2 separate regions of the Mus musculus genome follow, and region 2 is linked to region 1. A link is a contact called in ENCODE Hi-C data. All regions are on one chromosome and are shown on one strand. The core of a region is the stretch at or near the end of the contact, and the rest is flanking DNA. Distances in the headings are between cores, read along the strand shown. Region 1 holds the start of Mei1 (meiotic double-stranded break formation protein 1). Region 2 holds the start of Shisa8 (shisa family member 8).

What was found. A loop is a pair of places that touch in the nucleus more often than their neighbours do.
Region 2: a map of mouse embryonic stem cell shows a loop between it and region 1 (2.0-fold over the local background). The contact joins the promoter of Shisa8 here to the promoter of Mei1 in region 1. A Hi-C loop is called at or near these places in 4 of 37 maps with a recorded cell type or tissue (T-helper 17 cell, mouse embryonic stem cell and regulatory T cell).

What each region holds. Positions count from the first base shown.
Region 1 is chr15:82,066,411-82,072,743 of GRCm38, forward strand. It overlaps Mei1 (meiotic double-stranded break formation protein 1), which reads left to right and starts at 3,707. Exons shown (of 31, transcript NM_028897.3): 1 at 3,707-3,894; 2 at 5,472-5,595. The coding sequence starts at 3,736. 4930407I10Rik (RIKEN cDNA 4930407I10 gene) reads left to right here. Exons shown (of 2, transcript NM_001166475.1): 2 at 1-128. The coding sequence ends at 32.
Region 2 is chr15:82,209,397-82,215,729 of GRCm38, forward strand. It overlaps Shisa8 (shisa family member 8), which reads right to left and starts at 3,419. Exons shown (of 4, transcript NM_001207021.1): 1 at 2,493-3,419. The coding sequence starts at 3,016.

The DNA of each region.
Region 1 (6,333 bases), core at 2,457-4,956:
ATTTTCTCAGACAGTATGGCCTTAAAAAGTAGGCCACAGGCTCAGAGTCCTTAGGACACGTCAGAGAAGGCATGCGACGGACCTGCTTAGTCTCAGAGCCTCTAATAAAATTGGTTATTTGGATCCTGCAGGATTGCAGATTCCTTTGGTATGTTGTCTGATTGTTCTCTTTTGGGATTTGTGTCCTCTGTGGACAGCATAGCCACTTCTACACTGTAGTTTTGAAGGTTAACAGAATGTAGGGCGATCCAATCTCATCTACAACCAACCCTTACCTTCTCAGCCCCTTTCCCAGGCTCCCAACTCCTCTTGATAGATCACACTGCAGTTTGTTTTTTTTTTTTCCCATGCCTTTGTCTTGCGTGATTCCCAAACTAATCCTGATTGAACTAGGATACTCAGCTCCAGTTGTTTGGAGGGTTGGTTAGTGCTCTTCATGACACACTGTTTTAGAGTTTTACTGCTGGGAACAGACACCATGGCCAATGCAAATCTTATAAAGGACAACATTTAATTGGGGCTGGCTTACAGGTTCAGAGGTCCAGTCCATTATCATCAAGGTGGGAGCATGGCAGCATCCAGGCAGGCATGGTGCAGGAGGAGCTGAGAGTTCTACATCTTCATCTGAAGGCTGCTAGCAGAATACTGACTTCCAAGCAGCTGGGATGAGGGTCTTGAAGCCCACATCCACAGTGACACACCTACTCTAACAGGGCCACACCTTCTAATAGTGCCACTCCCTGGAGTGAGTTTATACACACCATCACATATACTATTATCCAGTCTCATTATTACAAAAAGGGAGGTTTTCAAAGGCTGAGAAACCATTGAGCAAGAGGAGACATAAAGATTGTAAGACCAAAAATTGAGGAGGACCAGAGAGAAAGGTGTTTTTCTGGACCCAACAGGATACTATACTCATAGACTCATAGCAGCTGTGGTTGCTTGTACAAGAGCTGTGCAAGATCAAGCCAGTCTACATTCTAGCATGGGATGGGAAGGCATTCCTGGATCCCTCTGTTCCTGAAGGGCTGTGGGTACTTGATGACTTCCATGGGAGGGGGCGAGTCAGTTTTCTTTAAGGTGTAGCTCCTGATAGGTCAGGCATTCTCTAGTGGATGTCCCCATACCATATATGGGCAGTATCAACTGGAATCAAGGATTTATTTAAAAGCAATAAATAAGTAATTAATTAATTAATTAAATTAAAAAAAATCACAGAGCCAGGAATGGTGGTGCATGTCTTTAATTTCAGCAGTGGGTACCCAGAGGCAAGTAGATCTTTGTGAGTTCGAGGCCAGCATAGTCTATATCAGGCAGCTCACAGCTGTCAGTAACTAGTTCTGGGGCACTTGATGCCTCTTCTGACCTCTATGGACTCCTATAAGCACATGGTACTACAGTAGAGAGTAAGAAAGGACCAATCCTGAGTGACTTGATGATTTATTGAGTGATTTAGTTAAAGCAGTTGCTTGTGCTGCCTGTTAGCTAAGCAAGACCTCACTTGCTACCTGGGACAGAATGACCTGTAGGAGTAGCTGAAACAGATCTCTGAGTTCCAGGCCAGCCTGACTTACATAGTGAATGCTAGGCCAGCCAGGACTACATAGTGAGACCCTGTCTTTGGAAAGTGGGGAAAGCAAGGGGTGTTCAGTTTTGGAGTTTTGCTGCCCATAAACCAACTTCATGGAAAATCCAATCCACACTGCCTCAGTTCTATAATATCACCCACCACAATTTGTTGTATTAGCTCACTATGGGCGCATTCTGGAGCTAATTAAGTGTTAATCTTCAGAGGAAATCTTATGGCGCTTCTGCCTTGTGAGTGCTAAGCGAGTGCTGTACCGCTGAGCTATCTTTAGCCTCTACTCGCTTGATTCCTTATAAAAGCCATATGTGTTGACCAAAGGTCACATAGAAAATGTAATTTCAGCTATTTGGGAGGTAGAGTCGTGAGGCTCAAGAATTCAAGGCCATTCTCAAGTGCACCGAGTCCTCTACCTGTGGGGCAAGTGGACAGCGCCACCAGACAGAAGAACTGGTAAGGATGAGTGAGCCCAAACCCCACAAATCTTGGAATTGAGAGCCAGAAGGATGAGGCCACTCATTGCCTGCTCTCTGCTCTGGAACAAGTAACCAAGACAGCCTATTGAATCCATGGCCATTAGTCTCTTAGCATAAAAACCTGGAGTGCTCCAAGCTTATAAGTCACCTGGATAGGTCCCTTCCTGGGCATTCCTTCCCAGAAAAGGGGTTTAATCCCTGGTTCACCTTGAATAGGGTGAACGCGTTCACATCCACCATTAAGGCAGTTTGAGCAAGGATGAAACAAACCATCTCTTCGTCAGGGATTGCTGTGGAAGGGAGGCCTTGTCATAAAGAGCCGAAATCTCCTGGAGATGGCCTTCTCTCTCCCAGCTCCTCCCAACTCTCCCTGAACTCACTTGGGGCCAAACCGAGTTCCACCCCGGACCTGGGCTCTGCCTTCCAGTTCCTGCCTGGCATGCCCTAAGGGAAGCATGAATAAGGGACCTCCATTCCCATCAGTATCCCAGTGGCGCCTAGGAACACAGGAGACTGGGAACCACAGATATCATCCTCCATCCCGCCGAGGACCGTCGTTACAGACTGCGGTATGCCTCCCCCGAGCAGGCATGCTGGCCATGTGCCAGGCACCCCAACAGGAAGGCAAGATGCACCCCAGTTTATCTGATAAAACCAAAAAACTCCCAAAATCCCGTCACCCAGTTAAGTTTTAATATGTGTTCTGTTTGTTTTTTCCACCATCGCCTGCAGAATGTTCCTATAATAACGCATCTCTCTACCTCTACACTGTGGTAAGCGTGTAAAACAGTTTCCAGTGATCTCTACCTTCTGGTGTTGGTGCCTGGTGTAACACGCCGGCTCCTTGAATGTGATTTGGGCACTATTGACTCCCAACAGTTGGGGTACAGTGGAAATGATGGAGCAGTCCTGTCTCAGTCTTGGGAGAATCAGGAATTTAAGTCATCCTCAGCGGCATATCTTGTTTGAGACCAGCCTGAACTACATCAGAATCTACCCCCCCCCTTTTTTTGAGACAGGGTTTCTCTGTGTAGCCCTGGCTGTCCTGGAACTCACTCTGTAGACCAGGCTGGCCTCAAACTCAGCCTCTTCCTCCCAAGTGCTGGGATTAAAGGCATGTGCCACCACGCCTAGCTAGAACCTAACTCAAAATAAACAGAAGGGAGAGATGGCTCAGAGGTTTGTTCTTGCAGAGGATTTGGTTTTAGTTCCCAGCACCCAAATGGTGACTCTAAGCCTCCCCAACGCTAGCTCCAGGGGATCTGACTCCCTCTTCTGACCTCTGCAGACACCAGGCACTCACGTGGTGTACATACATACACACAGGTTAACACTCATACATAAAAAATTTAGTGAAAACAAAAAAGCAAATAATAGCAACATTTATTTTTTTTCTTTATCAAATCTGACAACTACTTTATAAACGCTTTGAGCACACATTCCTGATGAGGTCCACGCACAGTCCTTTTGGGTTTAGTTGCACACAATCCACAGTTCTAGCCTCCAACACTTTGCCTTGCAGTGGCTGCTCGCCCGCGCGTCGTCGGGGCGCAGGAGGCTCGCGCTCCTCCACGTGCGCTCGGAGCGCTCTTCCGACTGCGCTTGCGCAGAAGCGGCGCGGGAAAACCTGCGCTGCAGAGCCGGGGAGGCGAGGAGGTGGCTGCGGGGCAGATGACGGCTGCTGACCATCCCGCGTTTGGGAGAGATGAAGAAGCGGCGCTGCTCCTGGAGAGGACCCATCACCGGCACGATCCGCGCTGGCTGCTGCCCGTGTCCCCTCACGTCTGCATGGCCTGCGCGTTGGAACTGCTGCCGGAGCCCGGAGTGTCGGTGCGACCTAAACCCTCCCTCCTCCTCAAGGACCTGGTGTGGCTATTTCCCTCACCCTCCTCAGCAAGCCAGCTTCTCTGAACCAGGCACTCTTTTCCTGAAATGAAGCCCAAACCCGACCCGCTTCCTCAGGCTCGCCCTTCTCCCAGCCGCTGAGGCCATTGCTGTCCCCACCTTCAGTCTCGCCTGAGGCCCTCCGCCCTATCCTCTTCGCCCTACCCTCCTGAGGGCTCTGCCTGTCGCCTGCTGAGTCTCTAGTGAGCCTGTCCCTAGGTGCAGAGTCTGGAGGAGCCCCTGGATACCTCCAGGGCTCAGAGCTGCACACTCCACTCTCTGTTCCCTGCTCCCCACCAACCCTTCTGTTTGCTCTCCTCCATCTCTAGGTATTGAGCCCCAGCTCAGCTCCTCTGCTCCACTCCCTTTTAGCTCTAGTGAGGAAAAAAAAAAAAAAAATGGAGGAGAGACTGTTTTTAATCTTTGTGATGTCGGGAATGACAGGCAGAGGTTCCTGGCAGGCAGAAGTGGGGTGCATGGGAAGTCATTTTTGAAAAACAGAATTCTCTACATTTGCCTTAGCAGAGTTGCTTGTTTGGAGATCTCACTAGATAATCTATCCCAGAGTAGCCTTGGCCTCACAGAGATCCACCTGCCTCCGCCTCCCGAATGCTGGGATTAGAGGCTCACATTACCATGCCTACTGGTCCCTTCTCTCTTATTTATTTATTTATTTATTTATTTATTTATTTTTCGAGACAGGGTTTCTTTGTGTAGCCCTGGCTGTCCTGGAACTCACTCTGTAAACCAGGCCTGCCTCTGCCTCCCAAGTGCTGGGATTAAAGGCTGTGCACCACCACTGCCCGGCCCCCTCTCTCCTTTTGATCTGGTTCTGTCTTGAACATTTTTGCAGAGACTGTACTGGAGACTGACCAGTGTGAGGGTCTATACTGAATGGAAGGCTGTGTGTTCTCTGCCTACGGCTGAGGCTCATGAAGGGTTCCCAAGATCATTTCCCTAGACTGTTGAAGTGGACGGAGCACTAACCTTAGGCCATGCCTGTTTAGAGACCTTGGATTTGAGACCTTGGGGAAGTCTCTGAGCCTGTTTTTCTCATCCATAAAATGGGGATAATTCCTGGTTTTGATTGTGTTGCCAGCTTCTTGGGCTGAAATGTGTTGGTGGCACACACTTCGGAGATAGAGGCAGGGTGATTAATTCAAAGCCAGCCTCAACTACATAGTGAGTTTGAGGCCAGCCTGGGCTACATGAGACAAAAAAAAAAAAAGAAAAAAAAAAAAAGAGTGTCCCTCCTCCAAACGTATAGGTGAAAAAAAAGTGATTTGTAAACACAGTGCTATGTAAATGTAAACTAGAAACGTCAGTTTCTGTATACGTCCGTACAAATGCACGAATCTCCTGGTGTAAACGGTGTCTATCCTCTCCGCACGGAGGATGGCTGGCTCACAGTTTTAAGTGACTGTGGTAGTACTCTTGTGGTTATATTTGGGAGCTACAGTTGTCCGGGTTCAGAGTGAGCCTGCCTTGGTCACTGTTGAAAGTTTCTCTCCATTCACTCAAAGCTGGTGCGCAAGAAACATGTGGTGTTCTGCTTCCAAGATGCCCTGGTGAGGCACACCTCCTTGGTCGCTCAGCTGGTAGCTCAGGACCAGAGAGTCTGCATCCATTTTGTACGCGTGCTTTTCGGTGAGATCCAAAGGGGGAACTGGCGTGAACTGTGCGCGCGCGCGCACGCGCTCGGCGGAGCGTAGGTTTTAACCCGGGAGGACTTGGAAAGATGACTTAGATGTCCTGTATCGTTGTGGCAGTTTACTAACAAGTTGTTTGGTTATAATCATGGCAATATGGGTCCCCTCCCCTTTCTAAGCTACATGAATCATTTTATGGTAACCGTCCTTATCAGCTCTAAGAGGCTAGTGAAAGTGGAAAGGAACAGATGGAAAGTGGGCGATTGCTGTTGTACAGTTGAGATTCGGCTCAGGATGAGAGGCCTGGAATGGAGTCGGCTCGCCTTGGTTGTGATACCAATCAAGTCATTGTCCCTCTCCTTCCTTAGTTTCTTCAGGTGTAAAGTGAGGTGGCTCCCTCTTTGATTGCAGTGTATAGTGGGCCTCGCCCTCGTGGGGAGGATGGATAACCTCTTAGGGAGGATGGATAACCTTGTGGGGAGGATGGATAACATGCTCTGAGTGCTTCCCCATGTGGAGGCGTTCCAGGTTTACCAACTGCTGACCAGTGGGAGCCAGGATGACCTCAGGAGAAAACCAAGACTGCCAAATGTATTGTTAACCCTAGATGGGTCACAGACTCCAGGGCATACAGTCTGCTTGCCGCGAACTCGGACTGTCATCATTTAAGAGTTAGACTGGACACTGAGGACTCTAGGTGTGGTTGAGATCAGAACTGAGCAAGGGCATTGTTTAA
Region 2 (6,333 bases), core at 2,169-4,668, 140 kb after region 1:
TCTGTTCTTTCTAGTGACCTCAGATAGCTCAGTCCTCCTACCAGGCATGGCCTGCCTCACTTACGGCCCAAGATGGCCATCTCCCAAAGCAGGTCAGGAAACTAATGAGGTCATACGTAACTAGGGCCACCTCCTGTTCCTGAGGCTCCTTCCTGGAGTTCACTCTCCAAGACCCTCCCCATTGAGCCTCCTGTCCCAGCTCCTCCTCCTCCCCTTCCTCCTCCTCCACGTCCTCCCCTTCCTCCTCCTCTTTGTCCTCCTCGTCCTCCTCCTCCTCCTCTTTTTCCTCCTCTTCCTTATCCCATCTTCTTATTCTTCAAATGCTGCTGGAGTCCCTCCTCCAAGATCTCCCTTACCTATACTCCCGCTGTGTGGGCTTCTGCCAGGCCTGGGGCCTCGCTGGCATACGGACAAAGAAGGCAGACAACAAGGAAAAGAGGGGAGCCATGGAGATCCCTCTGTGGCAGCCCAACACCCAAAGGCTGTATGACCTTGGGCAGCTGCCTCCCTGGGTATCCAGAATACCCAGCCCCCACCAGCTGTGACAGTGTCTGACTGAGCCATCCCCGTAGATAACCCAGCCTTCAGCCCAGCTGCCTGCAGAACCCAGAACCCATGATTTTCTCCCACTCGGCCTGACCCTCCTTCTGGGGCTGAGTTACGGCTGATTAACGAAGAGGCACACTGAAAGACACCTGAGGTGGCCAAGGATCAGCTGCAAGGTGTCTGCAGGCTGCCTAAGATGACCTCGCCTTTCCCACTCCTCAGCCGCTCGTGCCAATTATCCCACCACTGGGCTAGCACTGATAAGTCAGTTCTGTGTAGGAAAGGAAGGAGCCTCGAGCCTCTGGGCCTTTGCACGGATTCTCCAAGGCCCGACTCCAGTCCGCTCCAACCCCTCTAGCCATCCTTCCCTAGCTGTCAGAATCAGCATGGCTGAATGAGAGAGAAACGTGGGCAGGGGATTCAGAACACACTGCCCAGGAGCCCAGAGAAGAGAGTCAAAGCACATGGTTGTGAGCACACAACCAAACCTGGGCTTGCAGGTGGAGCTTTGCAGATGAACAAGTCAGCTATAGACTGGCCCAGCCACCCCTATACTACAGTGGGTCTCTGGCTCCCACTATCTCTCTGGCCTCCCCACTGTCCACCTTTGTCCTGGAAGAGAGATTCCCACATTCAGAGGCTGAGTTTCTGCCCCTGCAGCATTCAGAAGCCCCTGCTAATTCCCGCTGCAATCCAGTGGCTTCAAAGAAACACAAAGTGCCTGGTGGTGGGATAGGTGGTGGGATAATTGGCACAAGCGGCTGAGGAGTGGGAAAGGCGAGGTCATCTTAGGCAACCTGCAGACGCCTTGCAGCTGATCCTTGGCCACCTCAGGTGTCTTTCAGTGTGCCTCTTCGTTAATCAGCCATAACTCAGCCCCACCAGGAGGGTCAGGCCAAGTGGGAGAAAATCATGGGTCCTGGGTACTGCAGGCAGCTGGGCTGACGGCTGGGTTGTCTATGGGGACAGCTCATCACCCTCTCTGCCCTCCAGGTGTCTGGAAGGGATGGGCTAAGTGGTCTGGGGGCAACTACTCTCATGATCTGCCCCTGTGCACATCTGGTCCACCACATGTGTATGGTGGGGGAGGGGGAGAAGGGGCAGCTCTTTATTATAACTCCCACTTGCTGCCTGTTGCATGTGGTGCCAACAGTCTACATGCCCAGTGGGGCTGGGACCTGGGTGGAAAGGAAGGGAGAGCACAAACAGGGCAGGGGATTTGCTGGGGGGCCTAAGTGGAAGAGATCCAGCCATGGTCAGGACAGAATTTCAGCTCCCAGCGTTCCCATTCGGCTGACAAGTCAAAATAAACTCAAAACTTAGCCAGCATCTGGCAGGTCTCTAAAACACAGGTCTACATCCCTCCACACTCCCATTCTGAGCAGCTGGAAAGCCAGACCTTTGCGGGGGGGGGGGGAACCTTTGCGGGGGGGCGGGGTTTTACTGGGGAGGGGATGCTTCTGAAATTCCAAGGAATGAAGGTCAGGTTTGAGTCACACTGGGTTGGGGAAATGGATGGAGGTGGGAGGAGGGCGGGAGAGGGAGATGCAGCAAGGGAACCCGGCAAGCATCCTCTCCCTTCGCTAAGCCCACGACCACCTTAAAACTGCCCCAGTCCAGTGGCTTTCCTGACCATCGTCCGTGCCTCATTCCTTGGACAGCGACTTTTTGTCTTCCGCAGAGGAGGTTAGAGCCACAAGGAGGATCCAGAGCCCAGTACAGGCAGGGAAGGTCAAGGGGAGAGAGAGCTATCAGGTATCTATCTCCCTCTGTGAAGCAGAGACGGGGGAGAGAGGTCCAAAAGAACAAAACAAAACAAAAAGAGAAAGGGACTGCGGAGAGGCCAAAGATTTAGAGGGTCCAGAAGGATGCAGTTGCAGTGAAATTTGGAGCCAGCTAGGGACAGTGAAGACAGGACGGGCGGGCAGGCAAGCGGGCGCACTCACCTGGTCACCGTGCGCCGAGCGCGGGGGCTGTGCGCTCTCTCCAGGCCCAGGCGCGCCCCGATGCCGACCAGCACGAGTAGAGCGGCGACACCGCACACCGCGTAGACCGCAGTGTGGCTGCGCTCCCGGGCCGGGTCGCGCGGGGCGGCGGTGTCACGGGCGCGGGCGGGCGGCCGGCCAGTCTGCACCCAGGCCGGTGTGTCGTAGTTGGAGCAGCGGCTCTGGTCCAGGCGGCGCGGGCCGTCGTGGCAACAGAAGCGGTAGCCGCACGTGCCGCAGCAGAAGCTGTAGACGCCCGAGCTGCAGTTGAAGGGCGGGTCCCACTGGCCCATCACGTCGTAATAGCCGCGGCAGCGGTCGCCTCCCGCCGGTGCCACGGTACCGGACCCTGCGATCTCCTGCTCCTCGGGAGCCCCCGCGCGGCCCGACGGCGACCCTGCCAGCAGCAGCGCCAGTCGGAGTGCGAGCGGGAGCCCATGCGAGCGCCGGCCACAGCGCTGTCCCCGCGCCCCAGCGCGCTCCATGCAGCCCGCTCCTTCTGCTATTGCGCCCGGCGCATGGCTCGGCGCGTGGCCGCTCTGCCAGGCTCCCCCAGCCCTCCGGGACCGGTCGCTCGGTCGCCCAGCTGCCCGCGCAGTCTCCCCGCCGACGCCTCCTGGTGCGTCTGCGGTTCCAGACACAAGTGAGCTCGGTGTAGAGTACGCGGGGCTGGATCTCCGGTGGGCGCGTTTTCCTCCGGGGCTCACCTCGGACTGCGCACGGTGGAGGCGGGCGGCGAGTGCTCGCCTGCACAGTCCCCAGCTCCCTCTGACCCGGGAGGGCGTGCGGGGCCTGGGTCTTTTGGAGACTGCGCCGGGCGGCGGGTCGCCGGACACCTCTGTCTTCCCGCCGCCCGCTCCGCGGTGCCCGCGCTCTGGCTCCGGCTCCGGCTCCGGCGCGGGCTCGGCGCGGGCTCGGGCGGGCGGGAGGGAGCGAGGGGAGGAGGGCGGGAGGGAGGCAGAACCGGGGGAGGAGCGCGGCCGCTGCGCCGGGAGGGAGGGGTTCTGTAAGGTCAGTGCAGCAAGCGCGCCCGACCAGGGACCCTCTCCAAGACCTCCCTCAAACTGTTGTCGGAATTGGGCCCTCGAGGGGGCTCAGCTTAAGATCTGGGGATTCGGATCTTGGCAACCTTGGATGAGCGATTCCCTGCTTTTTTAAGTAAGGGGACAGAGGCATAGAGATCAAAGCAGCCTGGAATTCACTGGGAAGGGACTCACAAACACACACACACACACACACACACACACACACACACACACACACACACGCCCCAATGTTCCATTCCTGTGTCTGGTCCTGACATGAATGAGGAAGGCACAATAAGGACCCCCAACACAAAAATGGCAGAATCAAGCTTTGATCAACCCCTCTCTGGTCTGCCCCAGAGCATGTGCCCTGATTCTAAAACCTGGACATTTGGCTGGGGTCCTAGGATGTCCCAGTTCTGGAAACAGTCTGGCCAGAGCCCTCAAGTGGTCGGCTCCCCTCCGCGGCCTCTGCTATAGAAGGCTGAGCAGGTCCTGGGGACCAGGCCAGTTGTACTCCCCTGTCTGTCCTCAACTCTCACTCCCTGGGACTCCCAGGTCCTTTCACAAGCTTAGGGAAAGAATGAGGAGGCATGGCTCAATGCCCCATTCCACCACTCCCCCGCTGAGCTGCTAAGGAGAATATGACCCTGATGCCAGTCATTGCCTCTCCCTGCCTCAGTTGCTATGGTTAAGGTCAAAAGGTCTTCTTGGAGCCAGGCAGTGGTGGCACTCACCTTTAATCCCAGCACTTGGGAGGCAGAGGCAGATGGATTTCTGAGTTCGAGGCCAGCCTGGTCTACAAAGTGAGTTCCAGGACAGCCAAGGCTATACAGAGAAACCCTGTCTCGAGAAAAAAAAAAAAAACAAAAAAACAAAAAAAAAAAAAAAACCAACAACAACAAAAAGGTCTTCTTGGTGCCAGCAATGGCATAGCAGTACTGAAGGCTTGCGGAGAGGTTGAAGAAGGAGGACCACTTGGGCTCACAACTTTGACCAGCCAGGGCAATGTGCTGAGACCCTGTCTCAAAAAGCAAACAGAACAAAATAGTGTCCTTTCACACACTAAGGACAAAGCAGGGGGATTCCTTGAGGCAAAATTAATCTAAATCAGAGGTCCTCAACCTTCCTGATGCTGCAACCCTGTGACATAGTTCCTCATGGTGACCCCCACCATAAAATTGTTTAATTGCTCCTTTATAACTGTAATCTTGCTACTGTCATGAATCGTAGTGTAAATATCTGATATGTAGGATATTCGACACCCAACCCCTAGGTTGAGAACCACAGGTCTACACGGTGAGTTCCAGGCTAGCCCAGTCTTTATTGGAAAATTCTGTTTCAAGAAAAGAAAGAACACCTTTAATCCCAGCACTTGGGAGGCAGAGGCAGGCAGATTTCTGAGTTCGAGGCCAGCCTGGTCTACAGTGTGAGTTCCAGGACAGCCAGGGCTACACAGAGAAACCCTGTCTTGGAAAAAAAAACAAAAAACAAAAAAAGAAGAAAAAGAAAAAGAAAAAAAGAAAAAGAAAGGAATGAAGGGAAGGGAAGGGAAGGGAAGGGAAGGGAAGGGAAGGGAAGGGAAGGGAAGGGAAGGGAAGGGAAGGGAAGGGAAGGGAAGGAAGAAGAAGAAGGGAAGGAAAGCTGGCAATTTGGTTCTGGTCGTGCATACCTGTAGACTTGAGGATTAGGAGTTCAAGACCAGCTCGAACCACATGAGATGTTCTCTCAAAAAACAAAACAAAGACAACCCACCCCCCAAAAACCAGTGAAATAAATCAAGACCTTTCTCTGAAGGACAGATTCATAATCCATTCCTTCCAGGAGGTAGAGATTACCTCTCACTATCCAGATGGGGACACCAGGAGGGCAAGGGCTAGGGTTCCAGTCGAGCCCTCTGTCCCCAGCTCAGCTCAGGTGCCTGTCAATACCTGCTGAATGGAACCGTGAAATGATACTTCTAACTCCTGTTTGATGGGGAATTTAGCTGTTCTAGGGCCCTTTCTTCTCCTTCCCACCTCTCCTCCTCTGGAGCCTGGAATCAGCTTAGGAACGGGGAGGGTATGAGAGAGGGAGAGAAAGGATCTGCATCTTAAGGAGGATCAAGTCCTGTTGTGTGAGATGAGGAGCTGACAGGAATGTCAGGTATTAGTGTGTTAAGGCTGGGAGGAGGGTAACTACCCCCACCCAGGCTGTCTCCGTTCACCCTGGCGAAAGAGGACCTCTTCCCCTCCCTGGACACACGCACACACACCCATGTGATTCCCAATCCAGTCCTGGAGACCCTATCCCCATAAAAAGACTTTCTACATTGTCATTCAGAAAGGGAGGTGATGGACAAGATGGACAGAGACACGAAGGAAGCGCTTTAATCCCATCACCCACCAGGACAACGCATTGCAGGGCATCACATTACAGACTATGTCATGACTTGTTTTCAGTTGGGGTGTTGTTGCTCCAATCAGAACTTCATAGCTGTGCTTTCTGACGCATCCTTCTCTGCTTCCTTCCCTGGCTTTCCTGAGGATGGGACAACTGCTACCACTGTGCTGTGTGTGCAGTAGGTTCCTGTCGCTCTGCCAAGCTACGTTGGTGTTTGTTGAGGGGGGGGGGGAGATTCTGAGGGTGGCCTCCCTCCACCCCCATCTCTGAGCCGTACTTTGGAACTGTGTCATCTCCCAATGTACAGAGTCTCCCGTGGCTGCGTCTCTTCTGGGGTCTTCTCTTCCCCCTATTGTCTTGGCATTTGCTCCACGGGTGACCTCTTGTTGACCTGC